2 separate regions of the Mus musculus genome follow, and region 1 is linked to region 2. A link is a contact called in ENCODE POLR2A ChIA-PET data. All regions are on one chromosome and are shown on one strand. Each heading gives the region's core, a stretch centred on a gene start or an enhancer-like site at or near the end of the contact. The rest is flanking DNA. Distances are from core to core; before and after follow the strand shown. Region 1 overlaps Septin11 (septin 11). Region 2 holds the start of Ccng2 (cyclin G2).

Evidence for each region. ChIA-PET counts read pairs that join two places held with the same protein, here RNA polymerase II (POLR2A).
Region 1: POLR2A ChIA-PET joins it to region 2 with 15 read pairs in embryonic stem cell. The contact joins the enhancer-like site here to the promoter of Ccng2 in region 2. POLR2A ChIA-PET finds 5 or more read pairs at or near these places in 4 of 5 experiments (Patski and embryonic stem cell).

The regions. Positions count from the first base shown.
Region 1 is chr5:93,122,977-93,126,095 of GRCm38, forward strand. The region is part of intron 1 of Septin11 (septin 11); the gene reads left to right. Among named protein-coding and RNA genes, the nearest start is that of Septin11, 31 kb to the left of the region's middle. Within about 2 kb of position 1,700, at least 1 of the 3 ENCODE cell types and tissues checked has a DNase peak (open chromatin) inside an H3K27ac peak, as active enhancers do.
Region 2 is chr5:93,265,652-93,268,998 of GRCm38, forward strand. Ccng2 (cyclin G2) reads left to right here and starts at 1,922. Exons shown (of 8, transcript NM_007635.4): 1 at 1,922-2,146; 2 at 2,971-3,108. The coding sequence starts at 2,971.

The sequences.
Region 1 (3,119 bases), core at 450-2,949, 140 kb before region 2:
GGTGGTGGTTGTGATGATGATGGTGATTGTGGTGATGGTGATGATGGTGGTGAAGCTGACTGCAGGGTCAGCACTGGAAAGCCTTGGGAGATTTTTGGCTGTGGAGCACAGTGGTGGACCTAGCTTCCTTCTTGTGCCTATTTGTTTTGCGTGAGGTAGGCCCAGCTACACAGTCTCGTGTGGACTGAGGTGGAAGAGTCCAGTATTCTAAAGGAAGTGTTTGGTGGGAGAGGAATGGAAAGTGTGGGAAAAGGCTCGAGAGAATGACGGCTGATTTTCACTGGCAAGCTTATACCATGTTATGTAAATGTGTGATTTGAAATTTATTTAAAGTTGGTTTTAAAATATGCTTCCATTTTTTGCACTGCTCTTATGGGAAAATATTAATGCTTAAGTTAGATGACACCTGGATGCGATTTCCAAAGCCTGGGCAAGTTCTTGTAAGGGCTCCGGGGATGGATTGCAGGCAGATAAACGCAGTTCTGTGTTGGTTCCCTAGTGGCTGTCCCCTTGAACTTTGTTCCCAATTGTGAGCGGCAGGAAAGTGCATGTAAAAGAATGTGAGTGAATTAAAATGGCTGCAGAAATGGGAGCCTAGGTAAATAAATTATCAACTGAAACAACTTAAAAGAAACACCACTAAGCCCAGGCTAGCCCAAGCTAGCCCAGGCTGTAGGAACATAAGTGTTCATGGGAGTAAAATATTACTAGCAACAAAATTTTTCTTTTTTTCTTTTAAATTTATTATTATTGTGCATATGTGTGTACTTGATGGGAGAACACGAGTGTAAGTCATGGAGTTGGTTCTTTCCTTCTGTCTTTACATGGGTCCTGGGAATTGAACCCAGGTCAATAGGCTTCTGTGGCAAGTGACTTTATCTACTGAACCATCTTGTCAACCCTATAGGTTTGTTTTTTTTTTTTTATGTAAGCTCAGAATTGTATAATAATGTTCCATCAGCAAACCTGTGTTTGTGTGTGTTTGTGTGTGTGCACGCGCCTGTCTGTCCGTGTGCATGCCTGTATGCACCAAGTAGTGAACATCCTTCTCTCCTCCTCCAACAGAATGTGGGAATGACTCTGGACCTCCCTTCTTTTCTTTTTCTTTATTAACTTGATGAGGTGGCGGTTTCTTCCATGTGGGAGGTAGGAGTCTGGATAGTTGTTCTCCTTACTGCCCAGAGGGGCTTGGCCACACCTCTGTGCTGTTCATCCGTGGGGTCTGGTGGAAGCAGAGGATGTGATAGGAATTTCCCTGCTTAGCCATGTGGTTTGCATCAGTCTGCTTATTGACCTCGCCCTTTTCTTTCCTCTCTGCCACTGCTTGCTCTTGCTTCACTCAAGAGAAGAGAGGCACCTTGGTGAGCTTGCGTGAGTGAGAGTGAGCATGGTTGCCACAAGCTGCTCCATCACTTACAAGTTATAATTTTTACTCCTTTTTAGCTTTTGTTTGTTTTTGGGGGATCAGGGCCACGTGTAGCTCAGATTGGCCTTGAACTCACATTCCTCTTGCCTCAGCCTCTGGAGGCCTGAGATTATTTGTGTGCACTCTCATCCCAGCCCCCAGCTTTCTGTGTGTGGGCACAGTAAGGAACCCATTCCAGCAACAGCTGTGGGCCCTCCTCAGCTTCGCTGCTCTCTTCCTGCCTGCTGGGACCCTGCCCTTAGCATGCACTGTTCTCTCCATCTAAGCTGCCTGGGGTCTGTGGAGTATGACTAGGAGCCTTCGAAGTCCTCCGTCTCAGAGGAGAGTGCAATACTCCCAGTGCTCTACTACGGTCAGCATATATCTGTGCTACTCTTGTTTATAAAAGGCTACTGAGAACTGGCTTTAGAGACTCCCTAGGGCTGCTGATTCCATGGTGACAAGGATTTTGCTGCGCTTGTTTGTTACTTACTCCTTACACAACAGTCGGGGGCCGAGCATTGGAGGAGTCCTTACTAAAGCATATGTCTAGAGCGGTCACATACTGGTTTTCTCCCACTTTTCAAAGCCCCATTTACACTTGACCCCTATCGTATGCTTGATGCAGTTCAGTCCATACCAATCGCTGTGGGTCCTCTCCCTGTATCCTACCTTGTATTCTGTTGGGCAAGGCAGGTTGTATAGACTTTGTGACGATGTACTCTCTGCCATTCACTGTCTGTAAACATATAGCCTTTTTTTTTTAAATAGGTGGTTTGTATTATAGTAGGTAAAGTTCAAAGTAAGATGAGTAAGAAACACTGGATTCCTGAATTTGGGAGACACGTGGCTAGTCGGTAGTGGTGCACTCCTTTAATTCCAGCACTCTGGAGGCAGATGCAGGTGGATCTCTGTGAGTTCAAGGCCAGCCTCATCTACAGAGTGAGTTCCAGGACAGGCAGGGCTACACAGAAAAACTCTGTTTTGAAACAAACAAAAACCAAGAAATACTCTTCTGGGACGTCGACAAGTATGAAAATGTAGTGTACTGTTAGTTTACAGATATGGTGGGCATCTGTAAGGAATATATAAATATAAGGAAGTGAGAGACGCTCACTGAAGAATGTGGTGTTCTGCTTACAGGATGCACAGGTGCCATGTGGGGCGCTGCAGAAGTGGGTATCCTTTGAGAAGATCTGATTTTAATTGTGCAGTGTAAGGTGTGAGTGTTGGGAATCGGGTAAAACTGGTTTAGACTCTGGCTTTGCCATTTAAGTGAGTTTGGTTTCCCCATCTGTGAAATAGAGGTCCAAACCATCCGCTTCACAGGGAATGAAGCAGATTTTTCTTAAGGGCTGGATCTGCCTGTAGCCGTGACTGTTCCTTGCCTGAGGAAGGAGGATTCCACTGACACCCTGAAGGGTGGATGGTGTGGCAGCCTCGGAGATCCTGCTGGCCTTTGCTAGTGCGTTTAAGTTCTGGCGTAGTAGAAAATGGTGTATGGCTTTCTGTGCCTCGTTCAAGGGAAATGTTGGACCTTCTCTTTTTGCTTCTTTGGTTAGTTAAAAAAACATGGGGCCAGAAAGATGGCTCAACTAACTGTTAGAGCACCGAACTCCGGTTCGGTCCCCACCACCCACATGGCAACTCACAATCACCTGTAACTCCAGTTCCAGGGGAGCCAACCACCTCTCTGGCCTCTTTGAGAACCAGA
Region 2 (3,347 bases), core at 672-3,171:
TATAGCCCTGGCTCCTTTTCTACCTTTGGCCATTGGAACACAAAGCTCTCCCCAGTCTTCTTGTTCGGCTCCTAAACTTCTCTCATCAGTTGTTTCTTTCTCACCACTGACCCTGTTAGCTGGGCTTTTCCCCTGTTGCAAGATATGTCTGAACTTTAATCATAGCTCCATTCTCTCATCGAGTCGCCAATTGCTGTGCGAGTTTACAAGCATGGACTTTCATCCAGATGTACGTCACTAACGTAATAATTTAAATAATGCTTAAAAGATCAACCACACCTCGAATAAAATTATATAACCTGTAAATCATTTAAGTGGTATGCTAATATTTTATGTTCTAAAACCAAGAAGGCCACACCCCTCTGAAACTGGAATGCTAGCTAGCCCTTTGGTGTTCTCTTCCTCTGCTGCTCTGTGCTCCAAACAGATGTCTGAGTCTCTTTCCAGCTAATACACAAAGCCATCTATTTGAGTAACTCTTCAGCTGTTAAAGCGGTACTAGGTGCCCTCTAGTAGTTTATAAGCTCCAAAGTGACTCACAGAAAACACACCCAAGAGTAAAAAATTCATTTCGGAGAGGCTAGCTGTTTAGAATTCATGAAGGCTCTAAGTTACCGATTTGCATGTTTGTTAGGAGGCAGAGATCTGAGGGAATAGAAAGTAAAACAAACAAACAAAACCAAAACAATCTAGGGAATTTTCCTGCCTCCCGACAGATACTCCACTCCGTGTGAAAGTTAGCCCTGCCTAAGGCATCTAGTTGGTTTGGTTTTTGCTCTGCCTTAGGAGAGGTGTCAGCTTAATAACAACGTTAATTATAATAGACAATAAATGATAATTTATGGGCGATCAAGAACCAAGAGGCTGTGGGAGCCTTCATTAAAACCAAAAGCAAACAGTACAACCATAACCTCTAGAAGCACACTTATTAGATATCTATATACCCTCATCAATCTGCAGTTTTTATTGAAAGGTCCCTCCTTTGAACTTTTTATTATGGAAAAAAAATTTCAAGGCACACAAATGCACTCACAATTCTGTAATGCAGTCTCTACTACCCACCGCCCAACTTCAACAAGTCAGCTGTGTAACCAACTAGTTGAATTTAGCTTTTTTTCTTTCCTGAGTCAGATCGATTAAAAAAAAATTATCTCGGTAAGCATCTTGGAATGTTAAGAGCTTGACTGTTTATTGCAAAATACACCGGTGGTACAACTAAGAAGTTCAGGACGCCCTTCTGCACTCCTGGAAACGCTGTTACAGAGTTATGTGACCTCGGATTTTCGGGGTGTGACCAGAGGCGACAGCCTCGGGCCTCGCCTAGACTGAGCTAGAGTTCCTAGGCAGCTGTGGACCCCGGCACGTAACCGAGCACCACAAATGCCACCCACCCAAGCATGCGCAATCCAGACCCCAGAGTTGCTAAGGCCCCGGAAGAAGATAAGAGAGTCGGGATATATTGAGAGCCAATCAGAGGACGCAACAGCCAGTCGGCCAGCCAATCCAGATTCGAGATTAAATCAAGTCCTCAGCAGTCGGCTTGCCCCACCCTTGTCCAATCAGGGAGCCCGCTACTTTGGGCGGACTTTTCAAAACAGCGAAAACAAAACAAATCGGGGGACCTTTAAAAGGTGTGAGGCGTCCAGAAACTGTCTCCTTCCGCTCTCCGATCGGCTCGCTCATCTTTGCTCCCTTCCGGTTCCATTCTGAAATGAGGCTGGAATCCAGATTCCACTCCCTACCATAGATCCTGGCTCCGCAAGGCCAAGAGGAACAGAAGGGGCCAAGAGAGGCTGGGAACTGAGGCTCGGAGCAGGGACTCTTTTTCTCAGATCCACTGGGCGAGCGAGCGAGGATCCCTCCGCGCGCAGTCACGCGCCCCGCCCCTTGGGGGCGTCGCAGACTCAAAACAAAAACAAGGGGTTTGCTCAGCTCCGGAGGCTGCGGCGGAGCCGGGAGGAGGTGGCGGTGCAGGGCGGGCGCTGAGCCCCGCTGAGGAGCAAGATGCAGCCGGGGCTGTGAGGCCGGGCGGCGGCGGGGAGGTCGGATGCGGGTCTCGGGGTGCCGCTGAGGAGGCTGGTCCCTGAGCTCGGAGACGGGTCCGGACGCCCCCGCCGCGCCGGTCCGTGACGCCGGGGCCGACACGGTGAGTGGGCCTCCCGGGTGGCTCTGGGTTTGGTGGCTCCGGGTCTGGATCGCGGTTTGCTTTGATGGTGGAGTCCCCCAGCCGCAGCTGAGGGACTGACAGGGGCTCCAGGGTGTTCTGAGGCTATACGGTGGGTTGACAGCCCCGGGGCTTCGCACCGTTACTGAGCCCAAGTATTAGGCTACTGCTCGCTGCGGGCGTACTGGACTCCCCACTGTCTCCCCAGCATCCCCCAAGCTACTGGGCCGCCCTGTCTCGAGTTGCGGGGCTCGTCAAAGCTGCAGAAGCTGCGGGGGTAGCTTGGAGGTGGGCTCCGCGACGGGCTCCCGGGGCGGGGCTCCGAAGCCGCCTCCTTCCAGTTCTTTGTTCAGTCTCGAGACTCCCCCTCCCTTCTCTCCTATTGTGCAACGCCCCGCCCCAGAACCCGCTTCGGTGGCTTCAGTCTTCCGGTCCCCCGCTTTCCTCTAGGGCCTAGAGTCTAGTTAGAAGTCCCTGCTGTGCTGTCCAGGTGATGCGGACAGTAGGGGACATTACGCTTCTTGGACACTTTTCCTGTACGTCAAACGCTGTCGGCCACAGAGCTGATCAGAACTAGCCCTGGCCAGCGGAGGTGACCGAGATACTGCCCCCCCATGCCACGCCTCCATGTCTTTAGGGGAGGATTCCCCTGAGGCTGGCGGACGTGACCGATCCCCCCCTCACCCGGTTCTGGCTTGCGTGATCTGGGGCGCCCCTAGCTGGAGGGATCGCGGCCAGCTCCTTCTGCTCTCACACCCTACGTATCCGGATTATATTCTTAACCGGCCGCGGTGTATTTGCTGCAGATGAAGGATTTGGGGGCCAAGCACTTGGCAGGTGGCGAAGGGGTTCAGCTTTTCGGATTGTTGAACTTCTACCTGGAACAAGAACAGAGATACCAACCTCGGGAAAAAGGGCTGATCTTGATGGAGGCTACCCCGGAGGTAAATTTGAGAATTGATAGGACTTGGGGGAAGGTGGGAAGGTAACTTTTTGGTTTTCCTCGTACCAAATCAGTACCAAAGGCTAAAAAGTTAAATCCAAAATTGGCCTCACCGTACTAAGAAAAAACGTGAAACGTGAAAGGGTTCTGCTTTTGTTTTTAGTGAATGTGGAAGTTATACCAAGTGTACTGTAGAGGCGTTTCTTCTGGTGGTGGGAAATTCCTAGAGAATATTTCTAA